Linked DNA regions of Mus musculus: region 1 is linked to region 2. The links are chromatin loops, found by intact Hi-C in ENCODE. Cell type or tissue: left cerebral cortex. All regions are shown on one strand. Links, peaks and the distances in the headings refer to the core of each region. The heading gives the core; the rest is flanking DNA.

Region 1 (8,000 bases), core at 1-8,000, 53 kb after region 2:
AGACCTGGTCAAAAGAGGTGAGGTAACAGGAGTGACCTCCGCCCCACCCAATCCAACAGCACATTTGGTACTTGGTAACTGTACATGTGAATGAGTTCATGAGTGGACAGCGAGGGAGAGAGCAAAGGGATTCATAGCTCGGATACCTTTCATGTGACCTCTACAAGCCAGACCCCTACCTAGGGCATCCAACAGACAGGCTTCCCGAGTGTACGCTTCCATGGCCACCACATGCTGGAAGCAGTGCAGAGAGATGATGCCCCGGCCACTAGCCCAGATGTCTAAGATCCGGCGAACCTTGGGACAGACCTGGGGGATAGTAGAGGATCAGCTGGGATCCTAAGCTATCTTCCTCCCAGGCCTGAAGGGTGGCTGATGCACCCCAACCCTGTCTCTCATGCCCCACCTGTTTCCTTGGCTGGTCATGGTAGCCAAAGGCTTCCCAGAGGTGGGCATCTGGTCGGGCTCGGGTTCCCTTGCCCACATAGAAGATGGCTCTCACGAAACATTGCAGACACTCAGCCAGTGTGAGGGAAGAGGCTCGGGCCGGCAGGTCCTTCGTCAGCCTGGGGTACAGAGTAGCCCATGTGGGACCCACATGACAGAAGAGAACAGACTTCCACGAGCTGTCCTCTGACCTCTACATGAGCACCACAGTGTGTGAGCACATGCACACAGTCACATGCACAGAACATACAGTGTGAAAAGGAGGGGTGATGATGGCAGACAGGGAGAATGGCCACTGTACCCACTTCCAGGACACCATAAAATGGGTACTCACAGCTAGAACTGACCCCAGACACCAGGCTGGCCTCGAACTCAGAAATCTGCCTGCCTCTGCCTCCCAAGTGCTGGGATTAAAGGCATGCGCCACCACTGCCCGGCCCCAGACACCATTTCTAAAGGAGGTGGCAAACAGAGAAGACTAATCCCTTCCCTAGGTACACACAGTGAATCAAGAGCAAATTCCTACTGTTTGTTGGGGGTTTTTTGTTTTGTTGTTTTGAGTTTGATGTTACAACCCTGACCTGAGATCACAGTCTGATCTTATAAACCATGAGATGGAGGCAGAAACTATCAGCAAGGGGTAGCCCTTCCCCTACCCAACCAGAAAGGAACTTGCAGAGCGGAGTTTTGCTCTGCACAGTCATCCTCTAATTTCAGCCCCTGGCTTTTCTGTCACCATACCTGGGGTCGAGAAGTAGATACGTAAAACTAGACTTTGTAATGCCTTCCCGCCACTTCTTCAAGGGATCCAGCCGCTGAAAGCACTGAGCCAGGGCTTCCTCATCCACCTGGCAGTCAGGGATGGTGCCTGTCCTTAGTGCCTCCGCCAGTTCTTGGCTATGCCCTACATCAGCTGGGGAGGGGAAACGGATTCAGGGTGGAGGACAAAAGCTGGTGAGGGTGGTTTATCTAACAGCCAAGGCAGGATTCCTGGAGTGTAGCCAGACTCTGAATACCACCACCTAAGGACTCACCACGGCTAGCCTGGGCTTCCTGCAGCCGCCGTAGATAGTGTCCTCTGGTGAAAGGTGTGACGGGTCCAGGGCTATAGCCCAGCGCCCGCAGGGCCTGGAGGAGCTGCAGATCCGACATGGGGGGCACCGAACTGTGGGGGTGCAAAGCCCCCAGATCCCCATCACCAGGCAGTACGGGTTTGTCCGTGTCCCTTGCAGTCAATGTCAGGACCTGCGGCTGGCAGTTGGGTGCTCCCTTCCCAGCTGACACAGCCCCACGGGTTACCCACAAGCCAGCCACTAGCTCCAATGCCCCCCCAGGGCGCCCGGGCTGCAGAGAGTCCTCCACTGCAGTGACAAACGAAGCATCGCTGCTGTAGTCTGAGTTCTCGGTGGCCTCAGAGCTCTGGGGATGCACAGCCACCTCTACAGCCTCCACCTCCAGCTCAGCTCTATGCACGTGCAACTCCGAATCTTGAGAAACTCCAGAAGACTCTGCTAAGGCAGGTCCTTGGCATGTTTCAGTTTCAAAGCTACCCTGGGCTACATGAAACGTCTCTGCATATAGATGTATAAATGTATGGATAAATAAGTAATCAGATATAACACAGATATAAACAGGTATGATATAGACATGATAAATGATATAGGTGCGAGATGACTGACAGGTAGGTAATTGGCATGATAGTTATGTGACCGATAAGATAGACCATGGATAGTGATTGACACGATAGATGTACAAACAGAACTGGGCCGGGCAGTGTGGTAGCCCGGTACACCCCCTCAGTTCCTCTCACCTGTGGGTTCTCGGGTCTCATCAGGCTGGGTGGGCGTGTCCAGCTCCTGCAGCACTCGTGCGCAGTTGTGGTGTCGCTGCTGTAGTGCCCAGTCCAAGGGCCTGAGCCCATCCTGTGCAGTCACCGTCAGCAGGGGGCGTCCTTAACCCACCCTCCTGCCACCCATGTGTGCCTGCGCGGGGTACTGACCTGGTCCCGCAGTGTGGGGTCACCTCCTCGGCTCAGCAGCAACTCCAGAGCACCACAACAGCCCCACGCGGCAGCCACATGCACAGGCGTCAGCCCCTCCGCGGACCTGGGATCCCCAAAGACAGAGGAGAGGTGTGCGGCGTTGGTTCCTTTCCTAGGCAGTCTCGCATAGCCCAGGCTAGCCATGAACTCCTGCTCCTCCTGCCTCAGTTCCCCGTGCTGGGATGACCGGTGCCCACTACCATGTGAGACTCTAATTCACGGTCATCCTCTTGCCTCAGTCTCCCAGAGTGCCAGATGACAGTTATGGGACACCTTGTACCCGACCTTGGAAGCAGACATTTCCATCTTAGACCTGACTGACGCCTCGGACCCGGAGCCTGACGTCCAGTGCCGCTGTCCCAAGTCACGCCTACCGCACCCAGGGACCCGGGCCGCGCCTCACCGAGCATTGGGATCCGCTCCCCAGCGCAGCAGCATCCGAAGGCAATGCAGGGCGCGCGGGTGGCTCGCTCTGGCTGCCAGGTGCACCGCCGCAGCGCCATCGTCCAACACCAGGTTGGGGTCCGCTCCGAGGCGCAGCAGCTCCTCCACAGCCCTGCAGGAGGACGAGCACAGTAGACCTCAGACCTCCTGACCACCCGGGGAGCAGAAGGTCGGGTAGCACCCGGACCCGGCCGCCCTCACCGCGCCTCCTCCTCGCGTAGTGCTGCTAGCAGCCTCAGAGCCAAGCATGCAGTATCGGCCATGTCCCATAGGAGTCACCGCCCTCTGCAGTTCAAATTCGCGCGGCAACTGTCTACGCACGCGCAGCCACGCCCACCTCTGCTTCTGGCCCCGCCCCACGCCGATCGGGATTGACTAGCTGCACCCTACGTCCGGAGCAAGCCAGAGGGACTCCAGGGTTTGGTGCGTACATCTGGGATGCCAGGAGAATTACAGCAAATTCCAGGGGAGCTGGGGATAAAGAGCGGGGCCTCTCTTTGTCTTTAACAAAACAAACTCCTGGATACCCCTGACGGACCTCAAGGTATTCAAAAACTTACAGTCATTCTCCTGTCTCAGCCAACCGAGTGCTGGGATCAGACTCCCGAGGAACAGCATGGCACAGCTGAGTTGGCTGTAGCTCTGTGGAGTAGAGCTTTGAGAGGACCAGCGAGACGGCACAGCTGGTCAAGATGCTTGCTGCCAAGTCTAGTGACCTGGGTTCGATACCCAGAACCCACACATTGGAAAGAAGGAACAGGCGGACTTCGACACGTGTGCCTGGGCCGGGAGCCTGCACAAGCACACGCACGTGTGCACATACACATTAATTAATTAAAAAATATAAAGAGCTTCATTTTCCTTATTTGCAAATGGGAGTACAGGGCTCAACACTAAGTGCCCAATAAATGCAAAGGCCAGAAAATCAAGCTGACCTACTTTTTAAATTAACTAAAGTGTGTGGGTGTTTTGCTTGCATGACCAGAAATGGGGCATCGAATCCCCGGAAAGTGGACTTGTGAGACCCCGTGTGGGAGCTGAACCCGGGTGTTCCGCAAGAACAGCTTGTGCTCTAAATGGCTGAGTCATCATAGGCTCCTGGCCTATTTTTTATGCACCGTTTGATCCAGTGCTTCCCAATGCGGGCCCTGCTAACCTAGAACTGGCCTCCTCATGTCTCAGCCGCCTGTATCAAGGTGAGCCCAACTCCCACCCACTGCCATTTTGTTTTCTATAAATGGAGAAGGTGGACAGGTTGAACCTCTGGTCTGACCTGGGGCTGGGGGGTTCCTGGGTTTCCCTTCCTCTTCTAGGGCGCACACCCTATGTCCCCATCCTTGCCTAGGACATCAGGGTTCCAAACCCTAGGCAGTGATTGCTCATGGCGAGACCACATGGCTACACAAGTTCAATCAGATCAGGATACTGAGATTGGGGGTGACAGGTGTCATCAGAACCCACTTCCCACTTGGAGCTGGGACTTTTGTGTATCTAGGAGGTCCCAAATATGACAGCCATACCAGTTCCACTTTCAATAGATCTTCCCTGTTTCTGGAGGACTTTCTGGATAAAAGAACATCTGGAGTGGGTTCTGTAGGATGAAGAGGAGTTTGGAAAGCGCAGTGAACACCAGCCTGTGGGTTACTCGGATACAGCTGAGCCTGAAGCCATACACCACTGCTTTGTTTAGTGCCTGTTTTCTGTGACATTAATAACAGGTCTCAGTGAGCCCAAAGTGACACCAAGGGTGGGCTCAGGGACCTCAGATTTTTATTCCGGTGACAAAAATAGTCCCAGGAAGAATGAATTTACAGTGGACAGAGTGGGATTGAGCATGGGCCAATAATAGTGTGCCTGCGCTCTCCTCATAGGAGGGTGCGGAGATGTCACATGTCATAGTTCACACAGTGGCTTCCTCTTCTCCAGCCTCCTCGTCCTCCTCCAGCAGGCTGTAGCTCGCGTGGGTCTGGCAGGGTCTTTGCAGCGGGTGGGCCAGCAACTTGGCCATGCAATTGTGCAGCTCCAGGGCAGGACCAGCAAGTGCTACCTCATACTTGTAGCTGGCGCCCTTGGTGTCCAGGCTACCCATGAAGGCAAACATGTCCTGTGGAGGCAGTGCGGACTGGTTAGGGTGATCATCAGTGTGGGAGGCACTGCGGGCTGTTCAGGATGATCATTAGTCCTTACAGGCCCTCCCTGTCCCTGGAGGCCTTCCCAGAGGAAGTGACATCTAGAGTGGCCACAAACTATTGCAGTCAGCAACAGTTCCCAGCATTCTATAAGCGCAGTGTGTGGCTTGGAGGCAGCTCAGTGGACACAAAACTACCTCAGAAAGCTCAATGCAGCAGGGCACATTTAAGCCAGAGGCACTCCCAATGCAGGATGGAAGGATCCTGAAGCCAGAGACCAACCAGGGCAGCTGGGGTACAACCAGAGACCCTGCTTCAAGCCAGAGCCAGAAGGGAGGCCAAGGGCAGCTCCCCACAGGAGGACTCTTCTCTGGGTTGGTGTTTCTGTAACCCAGGCTAGCCTCTTGTGTATCAGTTTCCCCTGAGACTGAAACAGTCCATCCTGGAGGAAAGCCCCTGAAGCAGGAAGGTAAACAGCTCCAAACAGCTTCCCAAGTCCCTAAAACTGAGCAGATGCACTAGGCTCCTCCCTGTGCAAACACTGTGAGACCAAACCAGATGGGACACCCTCATATCACAATCCCAGCCTCCGCCTTTCAGGTGTTTCCCTCAAGGTGAAGGGCTAGAGTCAGTGTGTGCACCTGCCTGGGCTTAGTAGGTGTGGAGGTCAGAGTACAGTCTTTGGGAGTCAGTCCCCTCCTCCCATCATGCCAGTCCTGGTTTTAAACTCAGGTCCTCAGCTTGTCTGCAAGTGCCTTTATCTGACCCATGCCTCAGTCATGTAAACTCGACTTCACAGACTTTCGATCCCTCCTACTCAAGATCACACAGCAAGTTCATAGGTGAAGAGACAACTTGGGAGGGGTTGAGAGGGGAGGATACAGCTGGGGAATGTCAGGAATAGGGCGGAGTGCTAGGGATGGTGTGGCGGGGCTGAGCCTGCTCCCTGGGCTGCCAGAGCAGCGGCCTCCCAAGTCCCAATCACCAGCTCAAAGTGGAAATGTAGGGAATGGTTAATGACTGAAGGACTGGATCAATGGCAGGGAGAGGCAGGCCCAAGTCAGATGTCCCGAGATGTCCCCTCCATTCTCTGTGGTGACATCTCACCTTCCAGCTCATATCCTCTTCCTTCTCCTCAGTGCCATTGTGGATATAAACGATGTCGAAGAAGAAGTAGGGACACTGGAACATCTTCTGCAGTGAATGAGAGGTAGGTGGGTGAGTTCTCTCCACAGCCTCTGCAATCCTGACCCTTTGGTGTCTAACCACTGCCCTCCCTTCCCTCCAGGCTCACCTTCATGGGCTCAGTCAGGGAAAACTGGGGCTGGCAGGGTGGGCGGCTGTAGACCAGGATGGTGCGCACAACATAGGGGGGTGGGATGGTTTGCACATTCTCTGTGACTGGCAGCTCGGTCTTCTGCTGGCTACAGAATGGGGAGGGCTCGGTACCCAGCTGCAATCCACCCTGACCCAGACCCCCCCTCCCAGCAGCTAGAGCTGCGGACGTGAGGGTCTGTATGTGACTTAGTGCCCCCATCTCAGCCAAGTGCCTCAGGCCCAGATCCTAGGGGCGCTACATGTTAAATAGAAGCCAGGGCGGGGGAAATGGGGCTGCAGGAGCCTGCAGCCAAGCCTGGAGACCTGAGCTGTGAGGGCAGGAAGCAGGAGCAGGGGGTTCTCACAAATGACCCCTGACCTCCACACATGCATCATGACACACGCACAGGAAATGCACAATGAAAAGTATTCTCAAAAGAAAAAGAAATTCAAGGGGCAGGAGAGATGGCTCAGTGGTTAAGAGCACTTGGCTGCTCTTCTAGAGGTGAGTTCAAATCCCAGCAACCACATGGTGGCTCACAACCATCTGTAATGGGATCTGATGTCCTCTTCTGGTGTGTCTGAGACAGCGACAGTGTACTTACGTAAAATAAATAAATAAATAAATAAATCTCCTTTTTGTTTTGTTTTTTTTTTTCCCAAGATAGGGTTTCTCTGTGTAGCCCTGGCTGTCCTGGAACTCACTCTGTAGACCAGGCTGGCCTCGAACTCAGAAATTCACCACCTCTGCCTCTCAAGTGCTGGGATTAAAGGCATGCGCCACCACTGCCCAGCAATAAAACAAATCTTTAAAAAAACAAAAACAAGAGCTGGAGAGATGGCTTCAGTGGGTAAGAACATTGACTGTTCTTCTGAACATCCTGAGTTCAAATCCCAGCAACCACATGATGGCTCACAACCATTGGTAATAAGATCTGATGCCCTCTTCTGGAGTGTCTGAAGACAGCTACAGTGTACTTACATATAATGAATAAATAAATCTTTAAAAAAAAAAAAAAAAAACCAAATTCAAGCTTCCCTGCTAGACATGTTGAAGTCTTGCCCCCTGGGTGGCCTTAGGCAGCTGTCAGCACCTTGGTGGGGAAGGGACCCAGGGCCATGCCCACTGTGGGTGGATGGGCACTCACATGAGGCTGAAGAGGCCTTCCAAATCTGGGAGGATGTTAAGGACAAGGTGCTGGCTTGGAGGCAGGGGATTCCCTGACCTAGACCTGGGAAGATGGTGGGCACCTCTGAATACAGGCCTCTGAGTACAGGTGAGGTGTGACCTCACCCCAACCTGCACCTCTCTAAGCCTGCTTCCTTTCACACACCACAATGTGGGATGCTGGCCTTAGCCCCCTGGAGGCCCTCTGGGGTTCCACTGTCCTGCCACATCTCTGTTTTTTTTTTTTTTTTTTTTTTTTTTTTTTTTGGTTTTTCGAGACAGGGTTTCTCTGTATAGCCCTGGCTGTCCTGGACCTCATTTTGTAGACCAGGCTGGCCTGGAACTCAGAAATCCTCCTGCCTCTGCCTCCCGAGTGCTGGGATTAAAGGTGTGCGCCACCACGCCTGGCCCACATCTCTGCTTTCTTAACTCAGATGGTCAGGGTATGGAGGAG
Region 2 (10,612 bases), core at 1,196-9,195:
AGCTCCGCATTCGTACTGCTAGGATGCTGCGGAACCCCGGTAGCCTTGACCCCACCGCGGGGGTGACGAACTCCAGGGAAAAGCGGGTCGGGCTGGGAAACAGGACTGGCGCTGCGCTTTAGAGAAGCCGCCACAGTCGGGGTTCCACAGCCTTAGAAATGAGGAGCAAGGCCTGCTTTCCCCTCAAGTGCATCCGGGGCTATCACGAGCGGGGTATTTAATGACCATCACTCCAGCGGCGCCCAGGCCGTGATGGAAAAACGAAGCTGGCCCCATCCCTATGCCTCAGACAATGGGGGTGTGCTGCTCCGGTATCCCCTGGAGTTATGTAACCGCCTGTGGTTGTCATGGACACCGGGGGGGGTGGCCAAGGGAACCGGATGGAGGCCCAGAGCCCCCAGTCAGGTTCTGCCTTTATCTTCCTGGCTGCCACTAGGGTTGTGTACCCTTTGAACACAGGATGCTGAGGGCAGCAACCTCCATCAGTTCTCGATACTGTGCAAGTCAGCTCTAGCTCTCTTCTGAACCTGGAGCCGGATACAACCCGAGTTCTAGTGGCCAACATCCTTCCCCCGCCTCATTCGTCACTAGTCAGATTAACACTAGAGGCCTGAGCTAAGAACTTTGACATTTTAGAATAAGAGCCAGGCTTTATGGGCTGTCATCTCACCACCCAGGAGCTTGGGCACAAGGTTGAGGCCAGCATGGACTACAGAATGAAACCCCGTGTAAAAGGTTGGCAGTGATCGGGGTTCACACTAGTCATTCTAGTACTGGCAGAGGTGGAGGCAGGAGGATTGCAAGGAGTTTGAGACCAGTGTACAGCCCAGGACGACAGAATGAGACCTTGTTTCAAAAACAAACCAATGGCATCATGTTGATGCACATCTGTCACCCCAACACTTGGGAAGGTAGAGGCAGGAGGACTGTGGGAGTTCGAGGTTCCCTTTGGTCTTAGGAACACCTGTATGCTCAACCTGCTACAACTCCGGAGGTGGAAGGCAGAGCAAGGTCAGTCTGGGCAGCATGAGGATTTCCAAGCCAGCCTGGGCTACATGAGTTTCTTTCTCAAAAGTAAGCATGCAAACCAGCTTGCATCCATGCTTGCATAAATCAGTGTGTGGATGAATTTGTACATAAAGATACGGATTTGTGAATAAATGATAAACTCCAGCTGGTGGGGCAAGGGTCTCCTTGCAATGGGCTCTTGCTTTAATGTTTTCTCCTTCTGGAAGCCCCCCTCCCCCATGCTCTCTTCAGTATTGTACTAAGGGACACCCTGAGAACTTGTCTGGCATTGGGGTGTCTGGGGAAACCTGGAAGGGGCTTCCAGGTCCTGCTTACCCGATGCAAGACCAGAGCCACCAACACTGAGCTAGCCACTGTTCCTCTCTCCAGAACACACCATGCTGACTGGGGTGACAGATGGCTTTTTCTGCTGCCTGCTGGGGACTCCCCCTAACGCCGTGCGGCCACTGGAGAGTGTCGAGTCCAGTGACGGCTACACATTCGTGGAGGTCAAGCCAGGCCGGGTGCTGCGGGTAAAGCATGCGGGGCCCGCGCCCATCCCCACGCCGCCACCACCACCTCCTGAAGATGATCCAGGGGTCAAGACGGGCCTTGTGCGCTGCCAGCGCCGTATCACAGTGTACCGCAACGGGAGGCTGGTGGTGGAGAACCTGGGCCGAGCGCCTCGTGCCGACCTGCAAGGCCGCAGTGGCTCCGGGGACCCGCCTGCTGCACTCGAGGTTGAGCTGGCTGAGCCCGCAGGAGGAGACACCCGGGCCAACCCAGGCAGCGGGCGACGGCGCCGCCCACGGCGTCCGAAGAGGACCATCCACATCGACTGTGAGCAGCGCATCACCAGCTGCAAGGGTGCGCAGGCTGATGTGGTGCTGTTCTTCATTCACGGAGTCGGTGGCTCACTCGCCATCTGGAAGGAGCAGCTAGACTTCTTTGTGCGACTCGGCTATGAGGTGGTGGCACCTGACCTGGCGGGCCATGGAGCCAGCTCTGCGCCGCAGGTGGCAGCTGCCTACACCTTTTACGCATTGGCAGAGGATATGAGGGCCATCTTCACACGCTATGCCAAGAAGCGCAATGTGCTCATCGGCCATTCTTACGGGTAAGATCCGAGTGGGATGCTCACAAACCATTCCCTTCCCCCTGGAGCTAGGTTGAGACAGGGCTTTGTGTACCCCAGGCTAGCCTCAAAAATCATTATGTAGCTGAGGCTGAACTTGAACACCTGGTCCTCCTGCATTTACATCCCAAAGACTAGAATAAAAGCCTTCTATGCTACCCCACGCAACAACTTCTTTACTTGGAAAATGAGATTGGGCTGGGCGTGTGGCTCAAAGCCCCACTGAGGGAGCTGGAGGCATAGTCAGGGTGAAACCTTGCCTAGAATCCTTTAGTGAAGGACAGGAGGCGTGGCTCAGTGTGGAGCCCTGCCTAGAATCCTTCAGTGAGGGGCTGGGAGTAGCTTGACACTAGAGCTCTGACCTAGTCATTAGTATCTGGTCACCTGTGGTAGCAAGTGTGTCATCACCATACTTAGGAGGCTGACATTGGAAGATAGCTCAAAATGTAAGGCGGGCCCCGGCTATGAAGTCGTTTCCAAACCAGGGCTACACTTATAGCAAAAACCTATGTTAAAAACAACAACAACTACAACAACTACAGCAACAACCAAAAAACAAACTACAGGGTATGGGCATGATACCCCAGAACTTCCAAGACCAAGGCAGGAGGATTGCTATGAATTTAAGACCAGTCAGAGCTATAGGATGAGACTTTGTCTCAAAAATCAATAAACAGCATTGAAAGCCAGGCATGGCAGCCCTCATCTACCGCCCCACCCTTGGGAGGCAGAGACAGAATCAGATGTAATGGTCACTCTCAGCTACACAGCTCCCAGACAAGTTTAACATACATGAGGACCCACATCCCTCAACACCGAAGCTGGGAAATCTCTCGGGGGTAGAGATGTGTACCTGGTATGCACAAGGCCTGGCTTCAATCCCTTGCATCTCAAAAAAAAAGTCAATAAACAGAATATTTTCTATCCTTAAACATTTAAAATTAATTTTGTTTTTGTTTTTACTTTTTTTTTTTTTCGGTTTTTCAAGACAGGGTTTCTCTGTGTAGCCCTGGCTGTCCTGGAACTCACTTTGTAGACCAGGCTGGCCTTGAACTCAGAAATCCGCCTGCCTCTGCCTCCCAAGTACTGGGATTATGTTTTGTTTTTCGAGACAGGGTTTCTCTGTGTAGCCCTGGCTGACCTGGAGCTCACTCTGTAGATCAGGCAGGTTGTTTTTACTTTTAAGACAGGTCTGTCTACATAGCCCTGGCTGTCCTGGAACTCACATGGTGACCTAGAACTCACAGCGATCCACCTGCCTCTGCTTCCTGAGTGATGGGATAAAAGGTGTGGGCTGCCATGCCCAGCCTAAAAAGTAAATTTTAAAAGCTGGTGATGGTAGGTCATGCCTGTAATTTCAGCACTTCAGAGAGTGAGGCAGGGGCATTCATTGCTATGCTCTCAAGCTTGTCCTGGGCTATATAACACAGCCTGTCTGAAAAAATGTTTATTTTTTACAAACATGTAATAATCAGCCAACCTATGGGTTACTGTGGGACAACATTACATACTCTGTGTGTGTGTATGTGTGTGTGTGTGGATGTATGTGTGTGTAATGTGTGTGTGTGGGGGGTGTGGTCTAATGGTCAGGCCCATTCCTCTTCCACCCCTTCTATTTGGAGCCTTCAAGCTATTAACCAGGTGATGTAGGTGAGCAGGGCAAGCCCCTGACCCTGGAATTTCAAGGTCAGCTTGGACAGCAGAGCACTGAGACTTGGTGTCTTAACAAAAACAAAAATAAAAGCCACATGGGGTTGGACATGCCTGTAAATCCAGTGCTCCGGGAACTGGGGCAGGAGGATTTCCATGAAGTCCATTCCAGCGAGGACTATACATTGAGTGAGTGAGACTGTTTTAGAAAGGGGGAGGGGGTAGGTAGTTCTCTGTGTAGTTACCTGGTACCCAGTGAGTACATCTTCTAAGGGATTGTAGCCATGAGTGCCTTCCGTGCCCACAAAGGCAGCCATGACGTCCTGTCTTCAGATGCTGGGCGGAAGCACTCCCAGTGGAGAACCCCTGAGGAGATTCCAGAGTCTAGCTGCCGCCATAAGGGTGGATAGCACTCCCTAGATACTGTTTAGAAAGGTATGGCCACCATAGGTGAGTCTCAGATGGGACAGTGCTGTCTGCAGGTTACCAAGCATCCACTCAAGGGAGCACATTCCCACACAGCAAAGTAACAAGACAGCCAAGGTCACCGTGTTAGTGGTCACAGCCATGCCAGAAGTCACACAGAAGCATACCTGGGAGGCAGGCACATCTCTGGAAGTTCTAGTCCAGCCTGATCTACACAGCAATTTCCAAGCTGGTCAAAGCTAAAGCGAGAGATCCTCTTTCTAACAAGAACTACCCCAAAACTTACAGGGTGTGTATGCTGTAACCCTAGCACTTGAGGGTGGATATGAGCTCTGGCTATGCAGAGGCTGTCATGGGCTTGCTAAGAGCTTGCCTCAAGACCAAAGGGCCGGGCATGCCCAGTGTGAACAAAGCCACGGGCTCCCTCCCTCCATCCTCAGCACTGCACACCTGCTCCTGGAGGGACACCCCTCGGTCAGCCAGCTGGGTTCCCCTCCATGAGTACACAGGAAATTGTTGTCTGAGGGCCTGCCTAGTGATCAGGGTGGGAGGAAAGCACTGTCTGTGTCCTGCTTACTCGGATTCTTCCATCCCTGCCCCCAGTGTCTCCTTCTGTACTTTCCTGGCCCACGAGTACCCAGATCTTGTACACAAAGTGATCATGATCAACGGTGGGGGCCCCACGGCACTGGAGCCCAGCCTATGCTCCATCTTCAACATGCCCACATGTGTCCTGCACTGCCTGTCACCTTGCCTGGCCTGGAGTTTCCTCAAGTAAGATCTCTGGCCCTGGGATCTGGGCATGGGGAGGGGTGACCTTGCATTACTGATCTGTAGGGGCTGGCTCTGGGGTGTGTCCCATAGTGGTCAGGCTCAAATGACATCTTCGCATCCCAGGGCCGGCTTTGCCCGCCAAGGGGCCAAAGAAAAGCAGCTGCTGAAGGAGGGCAATGCGTTCAATGTGTCCTCCTTCGTGCTGCGGGCCATGATGAGTGGCCAGTATTGGCCTGAAGGCGACGAGGTCTACCACGCGGAGCTGACGGTACCCGTGCTGCTAGTGCACGGCATGCACGACAAATTTGTGCCAGTGGAAGAGGACCAACGCATGGCTGAGGTAGGATCTGTGGCTCTAGAACACCACTCCCGATACACACTCCTTGTGCCTGTGCCTGGGCGTGACTTAGGGGTGTATGTGGTCCATCCTGCCAGCATGGGTTCTGAGTAGGCTTGGCCTGTGGGAAAGCTTGGTTTTCCAGAAAGGAGCCAGTGGGGGCAAGGCTGGGTGGGTGTGAACTTTCCCGGTGGGTGTGGCTTTCTGACAGCTCTGGGTGGGCGGGGTCTTTGAGTGGCAGGCTTTGACATGTAGCTTCCTTTGGGTAAGATATCTGAATGGCTGTGGCTTTGTGATTCTTAGGACTGTTCAGGAAAGGCAGGAGCATGCTCACCAAGGGCAAATCTTGAAGACATCTAGAATCATTCGTGGGCAGGGGAGGAGGGCAGAGAACTTCCCTAGCATCCACTCCTGAGGTTGACCAAGGAGGCTGCCCAGCACCCTACAACACAGCTGATGCTCCCAAGCAACGAGCCAACCCCAAGAGTCAGCAGAGCCGAGGTTGAGAAGTCCAACCCCGGGCATATTATAAGGCGCTTAATGGGTGTTGGCTGAGTTAAGAATACCTGGAGAGGGTCCAGAAGGGTGACAGGTCATCCCTGGCATCCTCTTGGGTGGGGCTGAAGGGTAAACAACAGGAGGAACTTCTCGGTGTGCCCGTAGATCCTGCTGCTGGCCTTTCTCAAGCTCATCGAGGAAGGCAGCCACATGGTGATGCTGGAGTGTCCTGAAACGGTCAACACGCTGTTACACGAGTTCCTGCTGTGGGAGCCAGAACCCGAGGCTGAGCCAAAGCTCGAGCCAAAGCCCAAGCCACAGCTGCTGCAGCCAGAGCCGGCTCCAGGGGAGGAGAAGTGACCAGCGGCGCAGGGACTCCTGGATCTTGAGTAGTAGAGGCTCTTAGACTGGGCGTGGGCTGGCTGGGCGGGGCCTCATGCCGATGGGCGGGGCCTGGGCATGCCCCAGAGCGAACCAGGCACAGTCAGTGTTGGAGACTCAGTGCCCAGGGCAGCTATGGTGCCCTTTCCACGCGCGACCGAAGGGTGTGACCTTGTACAGAGCCCCCTCCCTGCCTCCCCGAGTCCCTGAAGCTGCAGCGCGCGGGCTGCCATCCCACTCGGTCTTCCCCTCCGCTGTGCTCCATTCCGCACTGGGAAGCCCTAAGGAGAATCCTGGGGAAGGGCTCCTATCCTGTCCTGGGAGACCCTACCGCGCCATCCCCATTGCTTGGGACTGGGAGCTAGGCACCCAAGGAGGGAGGGGTCGGAGCCACAAATCCCCGCATATGGCAACTTGTAAGTCAATAAAATAATAATAATAAAAAAGACAATCCAAACTGGCCTCCAATTTGTGATTCTCCTGCCTCAGCATCTTGAGGGCTGAGATGATGGACAAGTAGCACTGTCTGGCACAATCTCTGTCTCTCCCCTTCTCCATGTTTGCTCTCCTGGTATGACCAGAACAAGGTGAGAGTGGAATGGTTCCCCACCCCTACTCCCAGACAGGGTTTCTCTATGTAGCCCTGGCTATCCTGGAACTCACTCTATAGACCAGGCTGACCCCCAACTCAGAGAGTCACCTGCCTCTGCCTTCTGAGTGCTGGGATAAAGGTGGGCACCACCACCGGCCCAGCCAGCCAGTGGAATGTTCTAGAGTAGCTTCTGCTGTCCCTGCTGGCTTTCCTCCACCCTAGACCTTATTCTCCATGACAGCACCATCTGTCACAAAGTTCACCCTTGACCTGAGAGAGGGATATCCTCAGTCATGAACACAAATGCACCACATACAACACACACACACACACACACACACACACACACACACACACACACACACACACACACACACACACTGCCAGCTAAATCTAGAATTGGACAAGCTGTCATGCACCAACCCCTCTGGCTACTCAGGTTTCTTGATCACTTTCTCAGCACACAGCCTTGGCTCTGCATGTCCTGAAGCTGCAGCTCTTTGTCCCCTCAGCAGGAGGACAAGCAGGGTGCGCTGCAGCCCATGTGCCCATTATCATGGTGACATCAGGCAGAGAGACCCTTGCCACAGAGCAGCCCCTTGTTTCGGATTTGGTCTAATGCTATTTATGTTAATTGGGACCCGAATATTGTAAGAGAATCCACATGTCCATACATAAGACACTGAGGGTCCTTGCCCCAAGTTGGTTTTTATTGGTAAATAAAGTTGCCAGCAGCAAATGGCTGGGTAGGGAGACAAAGGCAGTACTTTTAAGATTCTTGGGCAAGGGACAGGGGAGGGGCTGCCATGCCAGGAAAGTAGTAAAAACCAGACGTGAGAGGTACAGAAGAGCACAGAACCATTGTGTAAGAGTCGGGGGCATGGCCCAGAAGGGCTACAGGTCTGGGTCTGGGGTGCCCAGGATTTTAGTAAGTGGTGAGTCAGGAATATTGAAAGAGTGTGTTAGCCGCACGGAGGCTAAGAAGTAGCCCAGCCGTTGAGCTGTTAAAAAACATTAAAAAATATGGCTTTCCCTCTCCCTCTCCCTCTCCCTCTCCCTCTCCCTCTCCCTCTCCCTCTCCCTCTCCCTCTCCCTCTCCCTCTCCTTCTCCCTCTCCCTCTGTCTGTGTGTATTTCATTCGGGAACCTGGAACATTGGGGTGAATAGTGAGGAACACCCCAGCATCGCCGGGCGATTCGAGTAGAGATTAGTTGGCCAACTACAGCAGCCCCTTCTGTTTGATTCTGTATTTCTGAACAGAGCAGATCTGAGCTCACAGGAGACTCCACCCACAAAAGGATGTGGCCCACTAGAGACTGTCCCACATGCAGTTAAAACAATGAGGCAGGGCCGGGCAGTGGTGGTGCACACCTTTAATCCCAGCACTTGGGAGGCAGAGGCAGGCAGATTTCTGAGTTCTAGGCCAGCCTAGTCTACAGAGTGAGTTCAGGACAGCCAGGGCTACACAGAGAAACCCTATTTCAAAATACCAAAAACAAACAAACAAACAAAAAACAATGAGGCAGAGTGGCGGAAGCCCGAGGATACTGAGGCAGACTGGGAGGGAAGGCTGGGGCATGCAGGATCATGATCGCTTTGGGACAGAGGGCCTGATGAGGGAAATAAACACTGTCTCCGGAGCCGTCTGGACCCACACACCAAGCTGCAATAGTCCATGAGGACAGCATCCCTATTCCTGAACCACGCCCCCTGAACCACGCCCCTGCCTCATTCTGAAGATTTCTAGGCAGAGACTCCACCCCTGAGCCATAGCTCCTGCCCTCTTTTATTGTGGTTCAGGTTCTGTATAAGTTAAATTTCTCCTGACTGGAACTGAATGAAGCTCTTCCTGGTTCAGTGTCCTCTATGCTGGAATGGCAGATGTGTGCCATCACGCACAGACAACTAGAGGTTGTTTTCAAGACAGGGTTTCTCTGTGTAGATCAGCCTGACCTCAAACTCAAGAGATTTGCCTGCCTCTGCCACCTGAGTGCTGGAATTAAAGTGGGAAAGGTGGAGTGCCCCGCCCAAGAGATGAAATGGACGAGAGAGAAACACACACTCACATAGAGCGAGAGTGAGAAGAGCGAGAGAGCGAGAGCGAGAGAGCAAGAGAGAGTAGAGCGAGAAGAGCGAGCGAGAGAGAGAGAGCAAGAGAGCAAGAGTGAGTGAGCGAGAGAGAGAGAGAGAGAGAGAGAGAGAGACACTGAGTGAGAGTATGGCGGGGTAGGATATGCAGGCACGAGGTTGTGGGTGGGGATTGGGTGTGGACACTTAAGTTTGGAGGAGTAGGAGTGAAAGCCTGGGTGTCCACTTTAAAGTGTGTATTCGATGTGCATGCAGGGATGAGTTTGAGTATGGATACAGTTTGAGGCATGAGTGCAGATTTTCTAATGAGTCTGGTGGGGTAGGAACAAGATTTGCTACAGTTACATATTTGATGTGGGCACTGGTTTGGTCCAATGTGCAACAATATTTTTCTTTTTCTTTTTTCTTCCTTTCTTTTCTTTTTTTAAATTTAATGTACACAAGTAACACTCTTGCTGTCTTCAGACACACCAGAAGAGGGCATTGGATCCCATTACAGATGGTTGTGAGCCACCATGTGGTTGCTGGCAATTGAACGTCTGGAAAAACAGTGAGTACTCTTAACCTCTGAGCCATCTCTTCAGCAATATTTTTCTAGTTAAACATTTCCATTCTGGAAAAAGACGCTGGTGAAAGCTAAGGAAGTAAGCAACTCACAAATCTCAGAAAGGTCCCTGAGATTTACAGAATTCATGTGACCCCTTCCTCCCCAAAGTTACATATTTAGTAAAGACTCATCAGGCTGCCTGGGCAGGAGTTCAGCTTTTGGGAGCTGTCACTCATGCTGAAGTTGGATTTCCACAGTGCCTCCCATCATTTCTGCCATAGAAGTAACCCAATGCCATCCACACTCCTATGAATAACCCTTGTAAACTCGCTGGTTCTGAGTTTAACTTGGATGAACTCACAAAGTTGTTTTGTCCCTAGTTTCTTATCTGGGGTAAGATGATGTTTGTGCCTCCACAGGAAAAATCACAACTGGCATCTGAATAGGCACCAACAAAAAGGCAAGATGAATTCTGGAGGGGAGCTATGCAGAGACTGCAGGCGTTTGATACCTGCTCCTGGGGCAGAGAATGTGCAGGGGCACTTCACCCTGGTCATGCAGGCGGTGCCTTCCCTGCTATGGTGCTGGGTGTATGCATCTTGTGAAGATGACTGAGAGTGTAACATCCTCAGAAGGAACCCTGGTGGGCCGTGTGTGTGTGTGTGTGTGTGTGTGTGGTTGTTGGTGTAGTACCTTCTAGATGAGGTCTGTCATGTGAGCATGTGGACACCCTGAAAACCCACCATGGCCCTGAGAGTAGCACACATGGACTGAGGTTGTTGGTTGACTGCTCCAGCAGCCATGTGGCCACTGTCATGATTGCTGAGAGATGAGGTTTAAAAAAAAAAAGTCTGTACTCTCTCTCTCCTTCTAAAGTCCCCAGCAGGAAACCCAAGTCCAATTCCACCTGAGTTTGCCCCTGAGAACCAATTTATTGGTCACTGGTGTAGGGTCATACACTGGAGCCTGAGTGACATCATTACAAAGATTTGCCCAGCATGCAGCTCCCCCATAGCTGCAGAGATTCCACCAGCTTTCCAAGCCCCTCAAGACACAGAGGCTATGTGTAATTAGGGCACAGCTGCAGACAGCTGCCTTGGAGAGACAGAGACAGCTGGCATGTTAGGTGCTGGTCCCCTGACCCTCCGCCACCCCTTCTTCCCTTCAAGAATCACC

What was found. Hi-C counts contacts between places; a loop is a spot of excess contacts. Peaks named below come from ENCODE experiments on the same cell type or tissue, not always from the same donor. Only the 100,000 strongest peaks of a DNase experiment are listed, where the experiment ranks them.
Region 1: it touches region 2 in a loop (3-fold over the local background); 2 of 42 quality-filtered maps call a loop at or near these places.

Annotation. Positions count from the first base shown.
Region 1 is chr8:71,401,231-71,409,230 of GRCm38, reverse strand. Babam1 (BRISC and BRCA1 A complex member 1) reads right to left here. Exons shown (of 9, transcript NM_026636.2): 6 at 7,527-7,551; 7 at 6,356-6,485; 8 at 6,169-6,255; 9 at 4,459-5,036. The coding sequence ends at 4,833. It overlaps Ankle1 (ankyrin repeat and LEM domain containing 1), which reads right to left and starts at 3,219. Exons shown (of 9, transcript NM_172756.3): 1 at 3,134-3,219; 2 at 2,892-3,044; 3 at 2,447-2,552; 4 at 2,258-2,369; 5 at 1,482-2,018; 6 at 1,189-1,360; 7 at 407-566; 8 at 180-309; 9 at 1-4. The coding sequence starts at 3,195. It overlaps Gm39193 (a long non-coding RNA gene), which reads left to right and starts at 3,220. Exons shown (of 2, transcript XR_870504.2): 1 at 3,220-3,355; 2 at 3,512-3,883. In left cerebral cortex, for the core only: CTCF peaks have their summits at 2,388 (motif pointing right) and 3,201 (motif pointing left); DNase peaks (open chromatin) are centred at 2,392, 3,270 and 3,952; H3K4me3 peaks cover 1,047 bases; H3K27ac peaks cover 282 bases.
Region 2 is chr8:71,452,759-71,463,370 of GRCm38, reverse strand. Abhd8 (abhydrolase domain containing 8) reads left to right here. Exons shown (of 5, transcript NM_022419.3): 2 at 1,399-2,125; 3 at 4,823-4,993; 4 at 5,117-5,333; 5 at 5,994-6,671. The coding sequence ends at 6,188. Among named protein-coding and RNA genes, the nearest start is that of Abhd8, 5.6 kb to the left of the region's middle. In left cerebral cortex, for the core only: no CTCF peak of the experiment used is centred there; a DNase peak (open chromatin) is centred at 1,824; H3K4me3 peaks cover 803 bases.